5 separate regions of the Mus musculus genome follow, and regions 1, 2, 4 and 5 are each linked to region 3. A link is a loop called in an ENCODE intact Hi-C map of the cell type or tissue named here. Cell type or tissue: heart. All regions are shown on one strand.

The links. Hi-C counts contacts between places; a loop is a spot of excess contacts. Peaks named below come from ENCODE experiments on the same cell type or tissue, not always from the same donor. Only the 100,000 strongest peaks of a DNase experiment are listed, where the experiment ranks them.
Region 1: it touches region 3 in a loop (4-fold over the local background); 5 of 42 quality-filtered maps call a loop at or near these places.
Region 2: it touches region 3 in a loop (7-fold over the local background); 14 of 42 quality-filtered maps call a loop at or near these places.
Region 4: a loop joins it to region 3, with 2.5 times the contacts of the local background. A loop is called at or near these places in 5 of 42 quality-filtered maps.
Region 5: a loop joins it to region 3, with 2.0 times the contacts of the local background. A loop is called at or near these places in 3 of 42 quality-filtered maps.

What each region holds. Positions count from the first base shown.
Region 1 is chr13:81,367,793-81,372,792 of GRCm38, forward strand. All of the region lies in intron 83 of Adgrv1 (adhesion G protein-coupled receptor V1), which reads right to left. Among named protein-coding and RNA genes, the nearest start is that of Adgrv1, 260 kb to the right of the region's middle. In heart, a CTCF peak has its summit at 2,010 (motif pointing left); no DNase peak of the experiment used is centred here.
Region 2 is chr13:80,880,723-80,885,722 of GRCm38, forward strand. Arrdc3 (arrestin domain containing 3) reads left to right here and starts at 2,700. Exons shown (of 8, transcript NM_001042591.1): 1 at 2,700-3,207. The coding sequence starts at 2,928. In heart, no CTCF peak of the experiment used is centred here; DNase peaks (open chromatin) are centred at 1,229, 2,609, 4,119 and 4,879; H3K4me3 peaks cover 3,324 bases; H3K27ac peaks cover 3,466 bases.
Region 3 is chr13:80,960,496-80,965,495 of GRCm38, forward strand. Gm4211 (a long non-coding RNA gene) reads right to left here and starts at 939. Exons shown (of 3, transcript XR_382678.2): 1 at 153-939. It overlaps 9330111N05Rik (RIKEN cDNA 9330111N05 gene), which reads left to right and starts at 3,579. Exons shown (of 2, transcript NR_015587.3): 1 at 3,579-3,898. In heart, no CTCF peak of the experiment used is centred here; DNase peaks (open chromatin) are centred at 2,506, 2,926 and 3,266; H3K4me3 peaks cover 1,076 bases; H3K27ac peaks cover 1,641 bases.
Region 4 is chr13:81,349,772-81,354,771 of GRCm38, forward strand. The region is part of intron 83 of Adgrv1 (adhesion G protein-coupled receptor V1); the gene reads right to left. Among named protein-coding and RNA genes, the nearest start is that of Gm32639, 250 kb to the left of the region's middle. In heart, a CTCF peak has its summit at 2,852; DNase peaks (open chromatin) are centred at 1,830 and 2,720; H3K4me3 peaks cover 706 bases; H3K27ac peaks cover 1,448 bases.
Region 5 is chr13:81,312,418-81,317,417 of GRCm38, forward strand. The region is part of intron 83 of Adgrv1 (adhesion G protein-coupled receptor V1); the gene reads right to left. Among named protein-coding and RNA genes, the nearest start is that of Gm32639, 210 kb to the left of the region's middle. In heart, a CTCF peak has its summit at 2,552 (motif pointing left); no DNase peak of the experiment used is centred here.

The DNA of each region.
Region 1 (5,000 bases), 410 kb after region 3:
ACTAATGAGTGGCAGCAGCAGTGGCCACAGGCAGAGGCATGAACGGGGAGGTTACTCCAGGCTGTTCCAGTCCCTCCACAAACAGGATCAGGCAGCCCTCTGATAACCGGCTCAGCATCTGAACTTGAGCAGACGGCTTACACTGAAGGTTGGGAAGTGTTTGATCTATTTCTATCTGTACAACATGTAGTCACAATATTCTTCTGAAAGACAACCCTTGCTCCAGTTGCTAGTTCAAAGCAAGATCTAATTTTGATTCTATTATTTAAACTCTTGAAACTTTTTTTTGTTGTTGAATTAGCAAAAGTAAAGAGAACAAGATCCAGTCAGATTAATGAGTAGCCAGAAGTTCTAGCTAAAGGAAAACTATCTCTATTTATAACACTTCATCTTGCTCTGCTTCAATTGACCTGAAATAGACAGGTAACAGACAGCTTGATGATGATGATGATGATTGATAGACAGACAGACAGGCAGACAGACAGACACATAGATAGTAGATAGATAGATGGTAGATAGAGATATATACATACATGTGAACACACATACATACACACACAGATATGTATGTATATACTTAGATAGATAGATGATTGATAGATAGACAGGCAGACAGAGTTCTTAGTTAATAGCATTTGGGGCCCTAGACATGTCTTTCCTATTTTAACAGTTTCAATGCCACAGGTCAAGATACTTGGGGAAGTTAAGTCCTGTCCTACTGGAAGGAGACAGGGTTTTGGAGTCATATATGGCTTTGGGTTCAGTCTTGCATGCAGTGATCCTTAGAAAGTCTCCAAGATGATAGATACTTAAAGTTAAAATGACAAGGGCTCAGACTAAGGGAAAGTCTTTTAGGAGTTGTGTGCAATCTGGATCATTCCTGAAAAACAGACATTGTACAAAGACATTCCTGAATGTTGCGGCGTGATAAACAGCCCAACTTTTACTGAATTCTAGATAATAGTCCTAAGAGTTAACATAAAATTCTCTTCCGCCTTCATGAAGAAGAGAAAGATGAAGTTAAAATCCATGCACATCCATTAGCTGACAAAAATAAGGTAAAAACCAAATAAAACCACGTAAGTGTTTCAACTTCTGAGCTAGTCACATAGACCATGGTGAGTCAGTAGAGAGGCTTCACAGAGCTTGTGCCACAGCCATGCACATGAAGGGTCTCTGGACAGATATCTTTATTCAGTTTCAGAAGATGAAGTTAAGCCATAGACAAAAAGAAACAGAAATCAAGTGTTTTCCTGTTGGCAAGATTTATTAATCTGAGCAAACATGGTTATCTTTCTGTTCTTTTTTTAGATTTGGGGAGTTGCTTTTCCCGACAGAAGCTCTGGAATTGAGAACCCCGCCTGGCAAAGATGCCCTTTGTCCCTCCTGCCACCAGCCCGCTCAGGGCACACAGGGCAATGTGACTCTAAGATAAAAGTTCCAAAGATAGAAGTAGATGTTTTCCCCAGGAATATCTGGCAACAGCATGAAAGGCTGTTGGCTATGTTTCCCACCACATTGGAAGAGAGTGCTCTCACACCTTGCTGCTTAAGCGTTTCCTTGCAGATAAATGAGAAAAAACACAACTTGACACTGAGGGAAATATACTGCTAAAAATATAAACCTTTTCTCAAAAAGTCTGTGATATTTCAATAAGCACAATTTTCTATATTAATAGTAGGCAGGTTACTATTTAGCATAAATGTCGTGGTGGACCGTCTATGGCCCCTGCATTTAAAAGTAACTGATGGGTGGGACAAGGTATTTCTACCAAGGACAGGTAGATACAAGCTTTCGGGTGTTAATTTGCAAATTTGTTCGCTGCAATTTTGAATACAAGAACAAAAAAAAAAAACATAGCTAGAGACTCACAAATGTTTTTTTGCTATGCTATACACTCTGTAGCTAGGCCAAAGAAATCTTTGAAAGGATCCTTCAGTTTTTAACCTTACTCCAACTCTGCAAGACTAACTTTGGTTTTGGGTGGGGAAAAATCCTATACTGCCACCTGCTGGTATATTGTAGTCAATGCCACTTTTTTTCTAAATTTTTTTTTTCCAAAAATGTGTATTGATCATATTTTCCCCTCTGACTACATCCCTACCCATCTAACTTCAATACAAGAACCATCTATTAATTCTTTTGTATCCACCTCCTATTCAGAATATAAATATAATAAAATATGTAGTGAATTAGTAATACAATATTCTATATGTTTCTAAAATTAGAGAACAAGCAAACTTAGGCACATTTCCCTGACAATATGATTTACAAATACATTGTACCATACTCCTTCAAAATGAAGGGATGAGATACGGCTCAGGTGGTCGTGTTTGCCTAGCATGCACAAGGCCCTGGGCTCAATTTTCAGCAACATCCTCAAAGTTAAAATGGCACAGGGCTCAGACTAAGGGGAAGTCTTTTAGGAGTTGTGTGCAATCTGGATCATTCCTGAAAAGCAGACATTGTACAATGACATTCCTGAATGTTGCGGCGTGATAAACAGCCCAACGTTTACTGAATTCTAAATAATAGTCTAAACCAGTCTGATGACGCAAGTCCCTAATCTCAGTATGCTGTACATGGAGACAGAAAGAGTAGAAGTTTGAGGTCATCCTCAGCTACATAGCAAGTCCAGGGCACCCTGTGCTACAGAAGAGCCATCTCTCTGTGACACATATGTACACACATATGCATGCATGCACATGCGCGCACACACACACACACACAAACATGACAATCAACTAAGTCTTGATAAGGAAAGATCTTGGCATGCCTGTCTTCCCCATATTCACAAGTCACCCCTATAGGTAAGTGGAGACATTTTACTCCTTAAAAAGAACCACGGTCCCAAACCCTTGTTTGTTTGTTTGTTTGTTTGTTTGTTTGTTTTTTCATTTCTCCAGGCAATTTAAACTCTAATAATGTCTACTCAGCAAAGATGCAGGATCCAAAAATAGGAGATCCATGTCTGGAACTGTAATGGTCCCAATAACACAATTCTACAACTCATACTATAAGTACTTTAAAGTTTGGTCAATGTAAATAAAAGCCAGTGTTCCTGTAAACATTTCCATTTCTCGTTTTGGAGAATCTGACATTTTTGGAAAGTCCTCACTTTGGAGCAGGAGAGGCAGCTCAGTATTCAAGGGCATTTGCTGCCCTTGCAAGAGCAGCCGAGTGGTTCTCAGTACCCAAGCTGGGTGACTCACCACAGCTATGAATTCAGGTCCTCGGAGTGCAATGCCACCATCTCTCTGCTACATTATACAGTTCATGTGCATATCCCCCACTCCCCATACAGACATAGTAACAAAATTAAATCTTTTAATTGAAAATAAATTCTTCTACAATACACCCTTACTACGGTTTTTCCCTCCCTTCACTCCTTCCAGCCTCCCCCACCTCCCTTCTTCCCAGCTACATCCCCCACTCTATTTCCCTTCAGAAAAGAGGAAGTCTCCAACAGCCAAACTGCAGACAACAAACAGCCAAACAGGACAAAAGAAGAAGCAGTAAGACAAGTCAAAAGCCCTCTATCAAGGCTAGACAAGGAAAGCCAATAGAAAGAAAAGAGTCCCAGGAGCAGACCAAAGAGTCAGAGACACACTCACTCCCACTCTTAGGGTCCCACAAAAACACTAAGCTAACGGCCATAACTTATACACAGAGGATCCGGTGTAGACCCAAACAGACCCTATACTTTGCCGCTTTAGTCTCTCTGAGCTAAAAAATAAAATATATCTTTAAAAATCTCTTGTCTAGTCAAGTGAGAAGAACATTCACTTTAAGTTAGTATTTTTAAATATCCAGGCAGTTGGTAAATAGATTGAATATTTCCTATGGAAACTCTACCAACTGTATGGCTTCTGACGTGAAATAACTAAACCATTACATTGGGTAAAAATAAGCTATTGAAACATTTTTTTAACCATAAATCATCCCTTACATGATTTTATGCCATATTGTTTTGTCTACTCTAAAAATACACTGGGAATGTACACACCTGACTAATCATTTTTCTTAAAATCCATGTTAAGCATAATGTGAACCAGAAGCCAATATTCTAACATATAGATTCTGGTCTTTCTTTCTCATCCCCAGACATGAGCAAATTTGTCTGCTAGCATGCTGAGGAATTATCTATAATAACATGATGCCATAATTAAATCTGTATTAATGCCACTGCCAAAACAACCCACCAGAGTGGTGGATACAGTCGAATAAAGTCCAATTATGGGAGGCAGGTTCTTTGCTGTGTTACCTACAAGAAGCAGAGGCAAGACCAGACAGTCACGACGGCATCCTAAGGTAATGTAAATTACCTTGCCAAATTCAGTGCAAGCCCCTTTTGGAAACAGCTGCTACTGTCTACAGTTTGCATGTACTTTGAACACATAATCTGGAATACAGTCCTTAATTTTCCTCTGAAAAACAGGTTATGAAATTTAAAGGACACTTTCATTCCTGGAACAGAAAAACCACAACAGAGTGCCATTGTTTCTGATACTTTTCCATTTCAGCCCCTCTAGTACTTCAACAAAGGACGCATGTGCTTGATAAGAAACTCTGTGCAATGAAGGAGTCACACAAGTCGAGTCCATGCACACAAGCAGCTCCAGTCACTCTGAACGCATGGCACACTGCACAGGTGACTGTGAATCGGGGACTAGATAGGCCGTGGATCTAGATCAAAACCAAATGCCATCTATCTGGGAATGCAGCAATAAAATGACTCCTGATGACATTCTGCTCTGCCCATAAATCTCTGTCTAACTCAGCCATCCTCAGAGAAGCCTCCTCCAGACGTAGACAATGTACAGAGTGAGAGACTGTGGAACACTGAGTCTTAACTGTGACGTCCTCATTAGACACTTCCTCCACTTCCCAACCTACCTCCACCCCTGGCTGAGAGAGCTGTGCAGAAGAGGAAATGGGAAGGTGTTTAGTGCCAAAGCGATGGAAAGTACAAAAGAACAGTGTCTGCCCTGGACCTAAGC
Region 2 (5,000 bases), 80 kb before region 3:
TTAGAAACCTCATTATCAAGAGAGACTACTAGGTGACGGGAAGGGCAACATTCCCCTAGTACAAACTTTCAGTCAGTAAAATGTGAATTTCCTAGGAGCCGATTCCTCTTGGTGACTCTCGCCTTTAAATTACATATTGGCAACAACAAGCCAAGCCAACAAAGGGGGCAGAAGATGTACTTGACAGGAGGAGAGACTTAGCAGATGAGTAGGAGGACAAAGCATATGAGATGTAGGCTGGGTTGCAGCAGGAAAGAGCCTTGGTGTGAAGATGAATAGCTGAAATCTAAATCAAAATACAATAGTGTCCCAGTGAAACATCAGAGAAGCCCAAGATAGCACGCCACAACCCAGCACTCCCAGCTGTCTCAAGGGGAGACATTTTGAGTCTGCAAATGCAAAGTTATTAAAATCAAAGAGAAATAACATACAAAATTTGACCTAAGCATAACATTTCTTTTAGAAATGAAAATATACACAAGTACTTAGAGGTACCAGCATATTTGTTTGTTCGTCATGCTTTTGTGGCTTCAATAACTAGGAGGGGAAAGCCAAATGAATCAAATATACTTGTTTACACACTTGAGGAATACTATGTAACAAAACCTCAAAAGGAAAAGGGGACCAAAGGGAAATAAATGCAACATGGGTAAAAATTATTGGTTAAGGTTTAGCATGTGTCCATTACTAAAGTCTTTGAGAAGTCACATTAGACTAATAGCAAAGTAAATCTAATGAAGCAAAAGATCCTAGGAGCATCAAATAAAAGAGGGAGCAATACAGGGATGGTGTTGATTCCCCATTAGAAACTTTACAAACTACAAACAATACTAGGATCCTTTTCCATTAAATGCAATTCTCAGGCTCTTACATAGTGATCCTTAATTTTCAGAAATGTGATACAGTTCACAGCACCCACGTAGCCACGTTCACATCTATAACTCCAGTAACAGGGAGTCTGAGGCCACCGATCTTCTGGCTTAACAGGTTCCAGAACACACAATGCGTGCTCTTACATAGATATACATACATAAATAAAATTTAAAAAATAATGTAAATTCTCGTTGTGCCCACTTTTAACTCCACTCCTTGCTCAATCTTCTGTGGTGTCTAATGCTGAAATCCACCTCATACTGAAGGAAACTTGACATTCTAGCAAAGACGTGGCTGTTACCACTAGGGGGAGAAAAACACCAATAGTATTTGTTACCAACCCTTAGCCCAAGGGTTAGACACTTTACCTGGATTATCCACCAGGTGTCAACCAAGAGAAGAAAGTTGCCCCTACCCCCCACCCCGGACCAAATACACAGATGTGTAATTTTATGCATAAAAAGCTAAACTCTTCTTGGCTTTTCCAGTAATTATTCTTCACATAGTTATATTTTAGGTTTTTTTTTTCAGTTCAAGTGTCAAGTTCAATCTAACTAAACATGTAGATTTTTTTTCTTTTTTAAATAAAGAAAACAGCAAGATGAATGTGTTTAGTTTGTTGTGATTCGACCTATCCAGATTTATCATTCAAAAAAAAAATCTAATGTTTAACTATGGACAACCAACCCCCCACATTTTTTGGTTAGGCATAATACAGGATTTTATAACATAGCCCTGTTATGAGGTTATGTTGATTGTTAATGATCTATTACCCCCTAAATCCTGGTGATGTTTATGACTGAGTATTTTACTCAAGGCATTAAAAAAGGAGAAATGTGCCTGTATTTAAAGATGCAGCACGGCAATTAGCATGTTGAATTAAAAGTAAGGCTTAACAAAATTAAGCCTCACTTATATAACAAATCATACTTAAAAACCAAAAACCACCTTATATGCTTTCCTAAGGCTTTTCAGTCTGTTGTAAACAATGTCAGCTAAATGACTATGTTCAAACCGCCTCTTATGAGGTGGTAATTAGGGGTGTGAGCTCTATTCTTATTCCTGATACAGGAGTTGTAATCGAGTCATTCCCTGCAAAAGGAGCAAAAGGTGATGTCTTGAAAAAGGACTTTTTCTCCCTTCGAGGAAGTGGTCAGGCCTACACACTACACAGACAACTTGATTGGGTTTGATGCTGTAGGAGCTGAAGACGGGAGCTGCCTGGAGCATTGTTCTTTGGCTCCTCAGGCCTTGGCTTAGTCCATTGCCACCCAGCCTACAAAGTCCTGCTTGCTTTTGTTATTTCTATCCAAGTCAACAACGCTTTCTTCTATGAACAATATTTGTCTGCTTTTTATTACGTTTCTTTTGAAATTCATTAGCTCAGACTCGGGCCACCAACCGCTTGCCCAACTGGTTTCTCCCCTTCCCCCACGGCTCGCACGTCCTCCGGGTCCGCGGCCCAGGCGCACACTCCTGGCCTGGCGCCGCCGGGTCCCTCTGCTCAGCTCCGGGAGCGCGTGCGGGGCCGGCGCTGCGGCCGCGGCGGGGGTGGCGGGGGTGGCGGGGGTGGCGGGGGTGGCGGGGGTGGCGGGGGTGGCGGGGTGCCCGCCTGCCAATCGCAGCGGCCCATGCACCGAAGTCGGCGGCGCCCGCTCCACACCTACTGTACCGGGAGCGTGCGGCAAGAGCCGGGCGCGCGCCGCGCGGGAGGGAGCGCGCTGGAAGGCTGGCCGCAGTCGCAGCCTGCGCCTGCGCACTAGGGTTGTTTTTCACAAAGCTGCTCTTAAAGTGAGCTGGCAGCCTCCAGCCGCCCGTCTTTGTAAGGAGACCACTGAGACGAGCAGGAGCGTGGAGCAGCGGCTTCTCTGCTGCCCTGACTTTTTAAGAAATCTCAATGAACTATTTGTAGACAATCACTGATCCTGCCTGCATGATTTTTTTTTCTTGCACGGCAAAGACACCCATCAGTGTTAAGTGAAGATCACATCTTATATGCGATCTTGACTTTTTTTTTGGTCTTACATTATATTTTTATAGATTTTGTTATAATCATGGTGCTGGGAAAGGTAAAGAGTTTGACAATAAGCTTTGACTGTCTTAATGACAGTAATGTCCCCGTGTATTCTAGCGGGGACACTGTCTCAGGAAGGGTAAATTTAGAAGTTACCGGGGAGATCAGAGTAAAATCTCTTAAAATTCACGCAAGAGGACATGCGAAAGTACGGTGGACGGAATCAAGAAACGCCGGCTCCAATACTGCCTATACACAGAATTACACTGAAGAAGTAGAATATTTCAACCATAAAGACATCTTAATTGGGCACGAAAGAGGTAAGTTTTTAATTAGTCACTACATTCGACTTCTTTGCATGAGAACTTTAATCTCATTTAGTGCAGTTCTAATCGGCAGTTTGTTAAAGGTTAGCAAACTTAGAAGCTGTAGTTTCTCCTTGACGTTCAAGCGTGTTAAGCCTTAATCCATGCAGGCGTCTGCAAAGTGAGTGCAAACTGCACTTAACTACATCTGTAACCGGCTTCATATCTGCCATACGCACCTTACAACGTGTTTAAATGTGACTCCGTCGTTTTACTAATATTTTCAAATTCATTTGCAAAAGCTGCAGTCCGATATTGGATTTCCTTTATTTTACAATCTTAGATACAGAAATGAGCTCCAATAAAGAACTGTAGTGACATTTAAGAAGGTTGCTAGATGTATCTGATTTTGATATTAACGTGCAAACGACTTTGAGGACTTGATTATTGTTCTTTGATAAAGGGCTTCCATCCCTTATTTTGACATATGGCACCAACACCCCCACGTGTTTTCCCCCTATTTTTCCCAATTCCCTTTAAAATGTACATCAAGCATCGTTTATTTCAAAGAATAATGTCTATCATTATGCAAACTATTAAGTCAGTTTTAGAAGCCATTCGGGGTCAGTGATTTTCTTCTCGGAGCATCATGTCTAACTTTGGAACGTGGATTCAATGAAACCCATGGCAGACAGATGGAATTGAAAAGTATATGACACATCGGATTTGGGTTTGGGGTATAAGACGAAGATTGAAGCATTGTCAAAGGGAGAAGGGGTCCTGAGATTTGCAATCTGTTGTTTAAGTGCCTACATTGTGGAAATACAGGCGACTCCAAGCTTGTTTTTCTAAGTTTCCACCCTTTGTTAGAAGCGGTTCAATCCTGTTTCGGACCAGTTCTGGGGGATGGTGAGGAGGGGCGCTTGTTCTCCTCTCAGCAGATTGGTTACACGCGTCAGGTGGTGGCGATGACTTAATTCCTAGTCCAAGAAGAATATAATGTTAAAACTGGTTATGTAATTTGTTTCTCCTTTCTAATGCAGTATTTTAGTGCAAATACTGGCGACTTTTCAGATAGAGGAATACTTTGTTTTTTTTTAATATCTAAAATGTACATCCTAGGGAGACGTTAATTGAACTTAAGGCAAGTGGGAAATGGAGGATGCTTTAAGTTACACAGAATTAATGTATCGTCTTTTAAATATGAAGGCGAAGCCAATTCTTAGGGTTTACGCACCTACACCAGGGTATTCCAAATACTGAATGGTTCCCTAGTTCTTTTTTTGCAGCGTCCACACGGATGGGGCGTACAATGCCTAATGACAGCGCTCTCGTTTTTTTTTAAAAAAAAAAAAAAAAAGGGCAGGCACATGAATTTGCTTTTGAGCCTGCTTGGACGTTGCAGCCTTTAATGAAATAAGAAGAGACAAAGACTTTTGCCTCGAAGAGTTCAGACTTGTAGTGGGGGGTATAGATAGAGAGTTCTGTGGACAAACACTTGATCCATTGCACCACGATCTCACGGTTAGGATAACTACCTGCACCCTGCGAGGTGCCCCGGCAAGCCTGGCTACGCGTGGACGGGCTCGCAGGGCTGGAATAGTTTCAATGACTTCAAACTGGCAGCTCGCTCTCAAACTAGCCTGGTAGCTGAGCGCCCGCCCCAGGCGCCCGGCGATAGGCGGAGCAGCGTTTGTTAGCCTGTTGCTAAGGCGATGCCAGGCGTTGATTGGATTGGGCTGGTGGGGGTGGGGAGGATCAAGCCGGCTCGCGCCGGTTGGGGCGAGGCTTGGAACCGGCGTGCGCCG
Region 3 (5,000 bases):
TTGTTGTGGCCCTAGCTGACAGACACAAGTACATATCACAGTGTTCCAAGAGAATCCTCTCTCTGCTGGAAAAGTTGGTTGGAGATTGACCATTGACCTGCGCCTACAGTTAGGCTCATCAGTCTTACCATTGGGAAGAAAGAAGCTCTTACCTCAGTGCGAGGAGGAACTGCTACGCATTCAGGGAGTTGATCTCTAGCATAAAGGGCAAAGGCCATGTCCTCTCTTCTGAGATTGCACTGCTTCTCTGTCCCAAGATCTCTCTAAGGATGTAAGATGGGGGGCTCTTCTTGGTGGTTTTGCACGAGTCACCACTTCTCTGGCTAGCTGGTGGCTAGCAGCACTGTCTTGATGTAGAGTCCCTTTACTTAATTTTCTCTAATAATGAAAGAACACTTGCCTAGATACTTTAGAATGTATCCAAGGATCTGCCCAGAGTCACTGAACCACTGCATTTGTGATGTAGAGTCCCAGTCTTTGTTACCCCAGGTAAGATTAATACTTTGTAACATCTGACCAGCTGCTTAATCATATTTAATAATAATGACAAGATACTAATTTGTTGGCTGCTTTTCACATCAGTGTTTTTAGGCATCCCTTCATTGAATACTTTCCACAAATTGATCAGACAATGTGTCTGGCCTCCATTTTTCAGATGAGAAAACAGGACTAGCTAAGCCAAGAAACAGGTTCAAAGTCACACCTTAAAATAAACCTGGCCTCCAAATATCACCCTGAGAGCATCAAGGCAGCACAAATTTAAATTAAGTAAGAATAATGACCCAGAACAAGTCAGTTTTAAATACCAGCTGACAAATATAACTAGTTGTATTTTAAATATCTACACAACATTGTCAAACTTTCAAAGGCTAACCTAACCAGTAGATGTTCCTTGTCATCAGTAACTGAAATATATTGCTTTCCATTTCTTAGTTCATCCATTTCTCACAGTTTTGTTCCCTCCCACCCTCCCTCTCTTCCTTCCTTCCTTCCTTCATTCCTTCCTTCCTGCCTCCCTCCCTCCCTCCCTTTCTTCCTTCCTCCCTTCCTTCCTTTTCAATGTCAGTTTAGGGTCTTTAACTTCCTATAAAAAAATCTGGCTGTCATGCCTGCATATAAGCTTGGAGAGTCACTCTAACCTCAAAGCTCTTCCCTGCAAGAAAAGCATTCCTTTTTTTTCTTTTTATATTTTATTTATATATTATTATTATTTTAGGGTCTTTGAGACAGGGTCCCACCACAGTGGTTTAAATCCCCCCTCCTCCCACCACACTCATCTTTCATCTCCACGCCCTTATTATGGCTCCCTACCTCCCCCTCCCCCTCAGGGTTTCTCTGTGTAACCCTGGCTGACCAGGAACTAGCTCTGTAGACTAGGCTAGCCTCAAAGTCAGGAATACACATGCCCTGCCTTCCGAATCGTGGGGTTAAAGGCTCACCCCCACCCAATTTAAATATTTAATTTTTTTTTTTTTTTTTTTTACAACTAGAAAAAAAGAGCATGCACGTCTTGGGACAGTCTCAACCTAGTAAAAAGCAAGAAAAGCATTCCTAATAGAAAGAAGGCTGTTCTATGGTGATGCGATGCACTGTTTCAAATGCACACTGGCATCAGGAGCAATAAGAATTCTAGGACCTTGGAAAACAATTGGCAACAGTTGGCACAGGTTCTAAAGGCCTAGTGTGATTGTCTTAAAACTCAGCTCAAAGGGGTCCCTGTCCCTCGACCTGTCTCTGGATTATCTCATTGATCAGCTACACTGAACAATGCAACACTTGCCATTGGCTCTCAACATAGCATTGCCACAATCACCAGTACAGTTGGAAAAATCCGAACAGGATGCTAGAGGGCTGAATGCCCAGGACACCATCATGGTTCTCTGTTACTATCAAACATGCCTCCAGCTTTTAGAATCCTTTATGAGAAAGGCAATTGCACAAAGACCAAAGATTGGCTTCCTTTAACACTGAACATCAAAACCGAGTTAAACTCTCTTTTTCCAAGGATACCTAATGTTTTACAATTCCACTAAGGCCACAATGATTTAACCTCAAAGTCGTGCAAAGGTTTGACACATCACTTGCAAGGCGTGTTTTTGTTTTATTTACTCATTCTTCCTGTGTCTCATTTAAAAATGTCATTTCTCAAATTGGGTGCGGATTATTAAAAAAATTAAACGTAAGCAAACAAAAAATAAAACCAAACAAAAGCAAAAAACAAACAAGCAGACAAAACCCACCCACACCCCCCCCTCCAAAAAAAATCAAACAAACAACAACAAATACAAGCCAGAGCAAGAGAAATCTCCTATCTGAGGAAATACATGGGACGAAAGCCTAAGCCCTGGAAACGGGGTCACGTGGGGCCACCCCCACCCCCCACCCCACCCCCGCTGCGGATCCTGGACGTCACCCGCTCTGGCCCGTGCGTGCGGCGGGTGAGTGGCCCCGGGGTCTCCGCGGCCGAGGCGCTGGGACGCCCTTCCTGACAGCCGGTCTCCCGGCACGTAGCGCTCGCCTGACTCAGCGCTGAGTCACCGCTCCCGCGGACTCCCGCTTCGCCCTGCACAGCCAGAGGCTGCCGGGCTCCGTGCACGCCGAGGCCGAGCCCTCAGTGCTGCAGACCGGTCTCTGCGCTTCCCGGAGCAGCGCAGGGTTTACAGCTTTTGAATCCCGACCAAGCCCAGCACTAACTTCCTGCGTTGTTTTCTTTGCCTTAAGGGCTGACTAGTCTAGGGATCAAATTCTTCCATCGAAGCTTGTTGGCGCAAATCCCGGCTTTGTCCTTGAACAGTGACTTTGAGATGATCTTCGTTTGGATTTTTTTAATACTTCCGCGGTTCCAAACTTCTGTCTTATTTATGCCCTCCGTTTCCTAAGGTTATCTTTTCAGTGTGTTTGGTAACTAATCTTGTCATAAAGCCACACTGCGGTGACGCAAGTCAGGTTGGAATCTGGCATGGTGTACAGGCAGTGACTTACTGTAAAATCCAGGGCCTTCATCGCGACATCCTATCTGTCATCTCAGGCACTGATTAGCTTCCTTGCCCTTGGAGAGGTCCCGGGGATTTAGAAGGCCTGTTGAAATCTGTCTTTATAGCGGCCATGTTTCTTGCTTCCTCCTCGGAGTTTAAAATGAAGAGAACGATAGATAAGCATTTCTGCAAACGTAGCTTGGACCACCTGTCCCAGAGCACAATTTTACTCCAAACTGCAGCTGCAGAATGTCCTGAATAAAACTAGAAACCGGCCACCTGCCAGTGAAACACGTGATCCGCAAAGCCTACCAGAGGATAGGAGGAAAGCAGTTTTCCTAGACTGAACACACAGACCACGTTGGTTCTGGTGTTCTTATTCATCTTTCTGTCTAAAATACTGGAAAGGTAAAATGCGGGGCGGCCACATAAAATATCAGCGTACTGTTATAGTGATAGCCATTTACATCGCTGTTGATATGGTAGAGATGGAACCGAAGGCCTGATGCTCTAATCAGACACTGCTACACAGCTATAGCCTCAGCAGGAAGTTGTTCCGACTTCCGATCCCTGGACATTTTCATTTCTCTGGGAAACTCTTCCAGCTTCATCTTTGCTAGCATTGGAGCAAACTCCCCAACAAGCCCTTGTTGGTCCAAGTAGAGTTCTTGGACCAGCAACCCAGCATCACAAAGTAGCTCATAAGAAGCACAGGCTCTCTGAGCTGCTGACGCAGCAAAGACGGAGGAGTGCTTGCCTAGTATGCTTGAAGACTGGAGTGGAGGAAGGGAGAACAGAAGTTCAAAATCATCCTCCGCTGCGTCCTTAGAGCCTAGAATCTCAGACTCCATCCAAAATTGGCATGTTTACGAGGTCTCTTTATATCGTGAACTTGGGAAGAACTGATCAGTGGGCTGGCAGAGGTAAGGAGAAGGCGTGGGGGAGGACAGCATCTTTCACTTTCCAGGACTTCGGTAAGAAGTGCCACACCTAGCACTGTACCTAAAATAGTAAAGGTGGACTATCTTAGTTAAGGGTTGACTGTTGTGAACAGACTCCATGACCAAGGCAACTCTTACAAGGTCAACCTTTAATTGGGGCTGGCTTACAGGTTCAGAGGTTCAGTCCATCATTATCAAGACAGGAGCATCACAGCGTCCAGGCAGGCATGGTGCAGGAAGAGGGAAGAGCTGAGAGTTCTATATTCCTTATCTGAATGCTGCTAGAAGACTAGCTCCCACATGGCTAGCAGAAGGGTCTCATTGTGCACCCCCACAGTGACACACTTCCTCCAACAAGGCCAACCTACTCCAGCATGGCCACATCTCCTGGTAGTGCCGCTCCCTGGGTCAAGCATATTCACTACCACATGGACTTACCCTCTTACAATCCTGGAGACTGTCCACCATGTTCTAGGTAGACCCCTCTGGGCTCCTTTCTACATCTCAGCAATGGCCATAGATCTCTGATTGTCCCTGGCATACAGTCTATGCTGCTTGGATCACATGGCATTTTTTTTCTGTGTTTGTCTCCACATTAACTCCCTACTAAGGTCATGTGCTCTCACTGGAGGCTCCAAGTTCCACACTGACAAATGCAAGTGCACACCATTTCTGGGATGGGTGTGGGGAAGTGATACAGATGGAAATAGCAGGGTACAAGAGATACGATGGATAATTGGGAAAAGGGGTGTGCTGTTATTAGGGAAGAGAAGGCACATAAACACAGAAGGAGAGAGTAAGATAACAGTAAGGATGCCTGAATCATACCATTAGCTACCTTAAAAGAACCCCAAAATACCAGTTAGTCTATGTATAATATCATATATAGTTTAAATAAAATTTCCTCATCTGGGCTGACAATGCTTTCTACCAGAACCAAAAATCACCTAAGAAAAACCCAACACCAGTAATGAGAGGCCTTCTTTTGAGTCATTGAATAGGGTTGTCCAAGAGACTTCCCCCACATACAGACTATCGCTCTTGTCCTTGTTGTTCCCCCAAAAATGGAAAACAATCTCTATTA
Region 4 (5,000 bases), 390 kb after region 3:
AGACAAAGCTATTAAATGGTAGCACCGTTAATGAGTACTCAACTCAGAGTATTAACAGCTTGATAATTAGAACCTTTAATCAAAAATGTCAACTTAGCAGGGACATAATTTCCAGCAACACTGGACACAGGTGGACTTCATTGTCCTTTTTTATCCTTTCCTTTTAATTTGATTAAATCAGAAATAACAGCTACTGTAAGCCTTCCTGGAACTCATCGTTTAATTTCTGTTCCAAAATTGCACAGGTAGGATCCAGCCACTTCTGGCATAAAAGGTAGAGTGCAAGACATACAGAATATTCCATCAATTAGCAGCAGACATCACACAATGATGCTTTTAACTGTAATGATGTTCATATATATATATATATATATATATATATATATATATATATATAATCTTAAAGTATTATCAAGCTGTGAATATTGAGAGTATGGGCTGTTTCCTTAGAAGCAGAGGCTACAGAGCACTTGAGCACAGAGCAGTCAATGCTCAGGGTCAGACTGAATAGGAAAGGGAGCTCTAAGATCAGCCACTGTTGACTTCCTCATAAAGACAAGAGGCTAATGGGAAATGGGGAACGTGAGGTGACCCATATCCTCAGGAGAAGGTGACATATTGAGGCTGTGGTTGTCATGAACAAATTGTTAGGTTAGCAGTTCTAGTGATCACAAAGTGGAGCTGAGATGTGACTCCACAATGAACCATGTGGTGGTTGCTTCTCTGAGTGAACCTTTCAAAGCACAGAAGACAAAGCCTTGACGTGAAACTCAAGCTTTCCCAGCCTGCCTGGGAGACTAGGATTCTGTTTTCCCCAGTGATCTCTGTAAAGAGGATGCTGCCAGTCAGTGTTCCACTCTCGGGTGTATTTAATATTCCCTGAACTTTATAAAGCCCAAAGATATCACTGATGACATTTTGGGACTCAAGGGGCTTAAATATCATCTTAAAATAATTTACTCTAATTGAATTAAAATTTTAAATTAAATAAATGCTATTGACCCTTTGGGAAAATCAAAGATAAAATACAAACAATAACAAACAGCATAATGAAGAAGAAAATTGAAAATATAAAAGCCCAGAAGGAAATGGGGGGAAAGTTGTTCTTCCTGTGATGAGAAGAGTCCATTCCCCAAATAAACATAGCTTTACCTAATGTGTTTACAGGAAAAAGCAATTAAACCTAAGCGAATAAAATAACTTGTATTTTACTCCTATGGTAATTGCTGTTTGTTCTTGTATGTTTTTAAGTATTTTTGAAATTATAGTGTAATTAATTACATCATTATCCCTCTTTCCTGTCTCCTCTCTAACCCCTCCAGTGTGCCCCCTTGGCCTCATTCAAACTCATGGCCTCTTTTTTTTTAAGAGTTGTTACACATATATATGTGTGTTCTTAAATACATAAATACAACTTCCTCGATCTGCTTCCTGTTCCTTTTATGTATGTCTTTAGGGCGAGCCATTTGGTTTTGGATAACCAATTGGAATGCCCTTCCCTACAGAAGACTACTTCTCCCACTCTGCATTCCTTGGTTGCTGACAATTCTCTGTCTGAAGTTGAGACCTCGTGGGATTGTTCTTTTCTCTTTACATTTTTAGAACGTACAACGCTCCTTGCTTCCCCGTGTTTCCTTTGTTTTCAAATCTCACCGATGGATTGCTCTAAAATATAAATGATGATCGGGTCCATTTGCAAGCCCCCCCCCCCTTTGCCTGTGTATCTTAAAACTACTTGCGGAGTGATGGCGTCCAGTGGGTGTCTGAGAATCCACTCTTGATAGAGAGCTGTAGAAGTGGGGCTGAGCTTGCAGCCAGCTGTGCTGCTGGGCGGTCCTATCACTTCCTTCTGCTCGCAAGAGAGAAAAAGCAAACAAAAGCCGTGCACGGTCCATACACTGCTGAGTCTGTGACCTTTATTTCCTCAACCCCTTTCCCACGCTAGGCTCCACTTAGCAGCTGAAGTAGGCTTATCCTAGGGAAACAATTACTCACAGGTAGACACTCAAAGGTTTCTCCTCGTGTTCCAGTCTATCAACAGGATGAGATTTAACAAACAAATATGAGCAGTCTTTACCCTCAAGGAAACTATAATCCACTAGCTGGAAAACTGACTAAGTATGTAGCAAAAAAAGGCAACTCGGACGCGGACCGCAGTCCTTTCCACATACCCTCTGTATGCTTCGGATTGGACAGTCTCCCTCAGTGAGCCTTAGACCACTGTGTCCTTGAGGACGTCATCACAATTAGGCTGGAGTTAGTTTGTCTAATCTCACAAGCAACTGATAGAATGACTGTGAAGACTGAGGTAATTTTTGGTTAGTCTGTTTGCTTACTCTCACATGGGACTTACAAATGATAGGGAATATGGAGGTCATTTTAGAAAGTAAGAATTTTCTCACTGACCTTCAAAGACCTTCAAAGATGCTGCTCAGAAGGGGATTCTAATTAGCATTTGGGATTGTACACTTGGTATCTCTCTGGGGGGGGGGGGGGGAAGGGGGTAATGAATTTATTTTTTTATGAGAAACAAAACAAAAACAGAGTTCCAAGGGCTTATTTTAGTCTTTTAATTCCAAGTTAAACTAAGTAGTAAACAATCCTTTCTTAAGTGGTTTCCTCCCTCACGGCCACCACTGACGCAAGCGTCGCAGACATTGGCCTGGAGGGAGGCCTCCAAGGATTACGCAGCATGCTTTAGACGCAACTTGGCAGCCGCTTGTAAACTCCAAAATGAGTAAATCAAATATCAGCAGTCATTGTGGACCTGAATTGCTTCCTCTCTCCCAGTTTCTCACACAACTGTTTGCACCCGGCTTCCCCTCTCAAAACAGCAGCGGGCTCTGGCGGAAGTCTAGTCTCTCCACTTTGCTTCTGTTCAGCGCAACTGCTTATATTATTTTTCTCAAGCCTATTAATAACTTGTAAAAAAAATAAGAGGGACTCATGGCAAGATGTAAACAACAGAACAAGTATCTTCCTGTGTTGTTTCACCATACATTTTGGACTATGAATTCTGTCTTTAACTCAAGAATATGAATTCGACGGTAAGTTTACAAAAAGTAGTCCCACTGAAAACATACACAGGAAAATAAAAAGTAGTCCAACTAAAAACATACACATTTTCCACAATTAAACAATTGTTACTTTTGCTTTGTAATACTATTGTATTTCTTCCTGAATTTTAAATATTATAACAGATAAAAGTTGTACTGGTTAAGCCTTTGTGGGTCATTTTAATTTCATTCTTTATATTTTCATGAAGGACATATTTTTACATTTTTCCTTTCCTCCAATCCCTCTCATTTCCTCTCCATGTTCTCTTCCACATTTATGGCCTCTTTTTTTATTAATAATTCTTACAAACATATTTGTATATATTTTTGTGGGTCCTTAGTACATGATTTTAGTAGAATGAATTTGAAGTAGCATTTAAAAATACTTCCCTTATATCTTTTCCTATTCCTTCACTGGAACAAATATCACAGTTTTTTAGATTGTTGTAAGACATTAATATTTTTTAAAAAAACTGATATATTTCAGTGTATAATAAATGACTTAATTTCTAATAGATATTAACTCAATACAAGAATAAAGGGCCAGCCGGGCATGGTGGCACACACCTTTAATCCCAGCACTCAGAAGGCAGAGGCAGGTAGATTTCTGAGTTCGAGGCCAGCCTGGTCTACAAAGTGAGTTCCAGCACAGCCAGGGCTACACAGAGAAACCCTGTCTCGAAAAACAAAAACAAACAAACAAAAAGAAAAAAAAAACCAAAAAAAATCAAAACAAAACTATGATCCCACTCACACCTGACAGAAAAGAGGATTCTAAACCTTCCATAGAAAATAGGGTAGTAAGGCACACTTGGGCCTTTTTAGATCAATTAACACATTTCTAAAAGCAGTGCTTGTCAGACACAAATACATGCCTGTGGGGCCCAAACTCTCATCCAAGAATAGGTGTAAGGAATTGTTATTTTTGTTACTGTCCCCTAAGTCAAACCTGCTTAGACCTGGAGACTAATCCCCACCACTTCCAGGTCTGCACCGACCGTGATTTCCTCACTCAGCAACTCTTAAGCAGTTGAACCACCAATGAATCCTTGCAAACTAAACGGAACATAATCCAGGTTAAAGAAATCCCTTAGCATCACTGATCCTACCGGACACACCCCATACCTCTGCCTTTACTAACGTTTGCACTTTAACTATAGATCCTACATGATAAAAACATCTCAGCTTTCAATGTAACTTGAGAATTCTCATCCTTATCAAAATCTTGTGAGCCCACTCCTCATCCAGGGTAGAATGAATAACTCCATGTCCATTCCTTCTACTATGTGCTCTGAAGGCCCCCAAGCTTACTCTACTCTACAGAGTTCATCTGCTCACTTTTCCCATCTTCCTCACAAACTGGTGGATCTCGATTTTGTTCTGTGTATTCTCCTCTGTAGTTCCTAGCGTATCATTTAATACATTGCAAAACAAGCTAAATAATTGGATAACAGGAACAGTGAATAACTGTTGCGTACGGTAAGTCTAAAATGTTCTTCCATAGATATCTCACAGAAGGCTTTTAGCCTTTATGTTGCATAAAAGGCAAATGGGATTTTCCTGCCCTGGTTCAAACCCACAAAGACCAGAGGAGGACTTATTTGCTCTCGCCTAACTTTTTTATATTCTCACGAGCCTTTCGATCGTGAATCCTGGGAAAGATTTCAAAAGAGTAATTCCAAATCCTTAAGAGTCAAAGATTCCCCAAGGGTTGTTTCTTTAAATGACAGAAGGACATTTTTGTTGGAGTCTCATGAGTATCTGGTGGGTTTGAGGATAATAATCACCCGAGTCAGAATATTAATTGTTGGCTAGGCTGAGTCCTTACGGTTAATCGAACACTAATTGTTGGCTAGGCTGAGTCCTTACGGTTAATCTCTCAGATTCCTGTAGCCCTGAACCTTTCTCTACAGAAGGAAAACTCTATGCTATTGGTGCCTATAC
Region 5 (5,000 bases), 350 kb after region 3:
CAGGCTAGAGAGGGTATGTGACAATACAAGGCCTGAAATAACCAAGGTTTGTTTTCCCTCTGAATTTCCTTGCAATCTGGACCAACCCTGATCCCTTCAAATGACAGATAGACTGTGTAGCATTAACTGCCCAGGAAGACATCAGTCAGAAGGCAGAATGAAGACAACAAAGAGGTCAAAACTCTGGACTAACATACACCTTAAATTAGGACTTTGGGCAGGAAGAAGAAGAAAAAAAGGGAAGAAAGGAGATACTGCTAGCTCCCAGACTAACAGAAGGAACAAGGGCAGGTTGGGAGACATGAGGTCACATGGCACCATGGCTACATTTTCTAGAACAGTTCTGGAGTAGAAAAAGCTACAGTGTTTGTAGTGATGCCTGAGAGCTGCTCCAACCTCTCTCAGACTTTGTATGGTTCTGAGCTCTGCACGCCTCAGCTCAGCTATGGGAAAAGGACAGGGAGGCCAGAACTGAGATTTTTTTTCAACCACCCACCAGAACAGGCCTTGCTCGGTTCAGGTATGGTCAGATATTCACATTATTCACAGATATTCACATTGACTTTGATTCACACCTCAAAAATTGAAAAGAGCGAAAAGAGCGTAACTGGCCATAATTTGGGCCCTTGTTATAACACAAGAGATCGAGCTGGAGGACATTTTTAAGAAGCAGCCAGAGAATTGAAACAGTGAGGGCTTTCGAATGCCAAATCCACAAGATCTAATTTAAAGGAAAGATCTCAGAGAACCTTCAGAGGTTTATGGCTTGAGCTGAGGTCCACAGGAAAAAATACATATGCAGAAATGTGTAATGAATGTAATATTGCTGACACCTGACAATAGATACTTGGAGACTAGCATGTTAGCATGTATAATAAATCACCACAAGTCACAATCTTGCTTGGGTAAGACAGGTGTTGTTATTTACCTGGGCAACTGAATGAATCAGTTTCACAAAAACCTTAGCTAATGCACCCATCGTGTTCGCCATTTGGCCCTCAAAACAAGTGGATGATACACCATTCTCGCTATCTGCATACTACAATCAGCAAAGAGCCTCGGCAAAGTTAAACTTCCTCATGTCTGGATAATTATAAACCTTTTAAAACCAGTGTCCCCTCTTCCACCCCAGCCCCATTCAGTGTAGGTTCCATTCAATAAGCTGATAGTTCTCTGACCAAGAGTGTAATCGGCCTATTCTGTAGGGAGTTCTGCTGGCATTCTCTGTTGTCAGGCAGAAAGTTCAGAGAGGTCTTTTTGGAGCCCACTGATTTTATTCTAAAATTCTTACATTCTAAACTCTGGTCTTTCACTAGTCCAAGAACAGACCTCAGGACTTCCCTCATTTTCTCTTTGTCTGAAATTTCTTCCAGAGCACATGCATGGTTTCCTTTCTGATTTCCTTCAGATCTCAAATAAGACTTTCTCAGAGAGACTTCCTCTGGTATCACTGTACACGATGTCTCTATATCTCTCAGTTTCGCACCACAACTTTACCCTTTTTCACAACACTGACTGTGCCCCACTGGTGACCATCCTTGCCTGTCCCTACCCTAGAGACAAGTACCACTAACAAGTTTCTGTGCATTCTGCTGCTGCTGTAAGAGGAATGACAAATGGGCTTTGAAGAATAGTTAAGTACTTAGAGAACAGTACTGATGGGGCAGATCTCAAATGCCAGCATAACAAGTTTAAAAGGCCATGTTTTGAAAAGAAAAACAGCTAACTTCAATTGGAAGTACATTTTAAACATCCAGGGTATGACTATTTCTGGTATCAGTAAGAACTGTAGATTAATTCTGCTTATGGATCATATACTTGGGATCAAATACCACTGTGGGACACCAATGATGAACTGATTTTTCATGGGCCACTACAAATAATGCAGTCTTAGTCACTATCTGTTTAATAAGAGGTTTGAACAGAGTAATCACACGGTACACTCGGGCATTTGAATGCATTGTCTCTAGATGGAGAACTTAGAGATGTAGCTTACCAGGAAAAGGACATCACCAGAGGTAGGTGTTGAGAGTTTATAGTCTTGCCCCACTCCCAGTCTGCACTCTTAGCTTTATGTGTCTGGTTGCAGATGTAACCACCTGGCATCCATCTTCAGCTGCCTGTGTCTATACGCTATGAATTCTCCCTCTGGAGCCGTATGCCAAAATAAACTCTTTCTTTCCTGAGCTGCTTCTGATAGTGGTGTTTCACTACAGCAACAGAAAGTAAATAATACTATACATATGCATGCCTTCACCTACCTGCCACACAGACACAAAGGCACACACACAGAGTAAGACAGACAGGCAGGCAGACAGACAAAATGACACACTAATCCGTCTCTGAGAGGTTTTAATCTGAAGGCTTTCCCTGACAAAAATTGTTTGCTCTGTAATACTACATTTTACTGTGACTGAGTATTCTCATCTGTTCACAACAGACATACTCAAGAATTTACATGTTTTTTGCAAATGAGAAGAAACGGCAAGGTTTACTGGGAACCATCTGGCTGCTGTGGGAACTAGCCTTTGTGAAGAGTACCTTCTAGTGGTCAGATTTATGTAGACTCGGGGAGATGGAAAAGTACCTTTTACTGAAGATGAAGTGGGATGTTTGGGAAATCATGCCTCTAATGAAAGAAAAAAAATCTCAGCCTTGAAAACTCATTTCCTCACCAGTCACCACTTCCTTGAATTCTCTCACCTGCTAAGATAATTACACACAGATTTATCCAGGAGGAAAAATAAGCTGAACTACATTGCCATGCCCGAGAAGGCCCTTCTAGCAAGTGGAAAATTTATGACTATATGAGGAAGGAAAATGAAACAATAAAACAAAACAAAGAGCAAAGTTTTAAAAGCCTGAAGCATGCCCGCCTGCGACTTCAGCTTTACACAGCTGATCATTTGGGACAGCTATCGTCACCTTGGTGACTTCAAACAGTTTTTGAGATTTCAAGTGCCCCAATTTATATGAAGCTGATTGCTCTTTTTCTCAGTCAATGCATAGCAAAGGATTTTCTAGCATGTACATAACCACACTGGGATTTCTTTTGGTTAATTGCTTAGGAAATATGTTTAATCATGAACTCTAAGTAAAGCAGGGGTGGACAGCCCATGGAAACATGTCTCTTAAGAGCCTAGATGGCAATTACAACTGCATGCCTATTCAGATCTGTTCTTTACTTACTTATATCACATAGTAACCAAAAGATTCTTCCTTACTCTTCGTGACTGTATATGATTTGAGAATTCTGAAACAATCGTATTGAATTTTGAAGAAGTGCATCAGCTAGAGACTTGAACTAAGAAGAGAGGGTTGATTCTATTGAAACAGAATGCATCTGCCTCCGCTAAATGAGGTAGGTCCGTTCTTCAGTGCTGACATTTTACATAGCTGGTCCATCCCTTCCGTGCCACCACTCCTCTAGCTCAGTCCCCTCCCCTCACCAATGACAATGACGTAGTTTTGTTTGTCACACCAACCTGTTCAAGCTTTGCTTTACTCTTTAGCATCTCAAGCTGATGTTCCATTTTACTTTGCCAATACATGCGAGAGCCTGTGTGTGAGCAACCTGCATTTACTAAGCTATTTGTTCAGCAAGGGGTGTTCTCTGCAATATTTCTTTCCTACCAACAATTATCCTTTCGTGCTCAGCTCAAGATCACCCACCCCTGCCCGCTGGGATAAAGGAAGTGGCCCCTTCTTTGAGCTTTCAAAGCATTATGCATTGAAATGCATTTTCATGCATTATGGATTAAAGTTGACACCTGCAATGAGGTTCTCTGTTTACTGTGTTTTCAAAGTCAGGTTTGGTCCTTCATAGTGCCAGCCTAGTGCCAGCTTAATGCAAGCACGCAGAGGAGAGTGCTGCAAGTGTTTACTGAATGCAGTAGTCTATGCTTATGAACAGACTCTTATTTTGAGAGAGGTTTCATTAAAACCCAGGTAAACAATTTCCACACTGGACGTGAAACTGCAGTGTCTCCCCATATCCATTACATGTGGCCCGTTACACACAAGAGCAGACTGACAATGGTAATGCAACTTACAGCCATCCAACGACAGCAGCATTTGGCTTCTTTTTAAATAATTGAGGAAACCTAAAACACTTAGCCCCACAAACACACAAATTTGCTGAGAAGAATGATACTTTGGGTACAGTCCTGAAAATCCATTATAGACACACAAGCACAGTGGAAGGGTGTGTCCACATGCAGGTCAGAGGACTGGGGGAGAAGGAGCCTAGTGAGCTGAGTCTAGGAAAAAAATAATGAAGCTGGAACTCCCATTCGCTGTGTCTCTTTGTTCTTTATTCAGAAAAGTAAACCCATCACGTGACCTTGACACGTGGTCATTTGGTTAGATTAGCATTCAAAATAAATATTGACACCAGCATTCCCAATAAAAAAATGGAGCACATGACTAGGATGTTGCTTCACCAAAAAATTCTCATCTCTGTCTTCCAAATGTCATTGTTAGCACACGTGCTCCTTCACTGTGGCTTTTCCAGATGAGCCATATTAAAGAAAGAAATTCATCTGCTGTAAGCAGAATATGGACGAACAAATAACCTAAAGATTATTTCCATAAACCTTATACCCCAGAACTGGCATTACAGTTGGTTGTAAGCTACCGTGATGGTACTGGGAATTGAACTCTGGGTCTTCCGGGAAAACAGCCAGTATCCTTAACTACTGAGTCATCTTCCCAGCTCTCTTATATTTACATTTGAGTACATATTTGAATCTGTTTTTAGTTTTAAAAATACACTCCTTTTCAATAGATTTCATGGGAAATTTCTAACTTCTGGTGGAACTTTAGAATATATATTAAAATCCAAATCTAGCTTTTGTCATTAAACTGTTTTATCATCTTCTATAAACATCTTAAAGTATCTCACTTGTAGGATTTATTAAAAATATCCTTTTATCTAATGGATCTATCCACTTTATGTGAAACATACATTGTAACACTTCCAGTTTAAAAGGGCTTGGTCT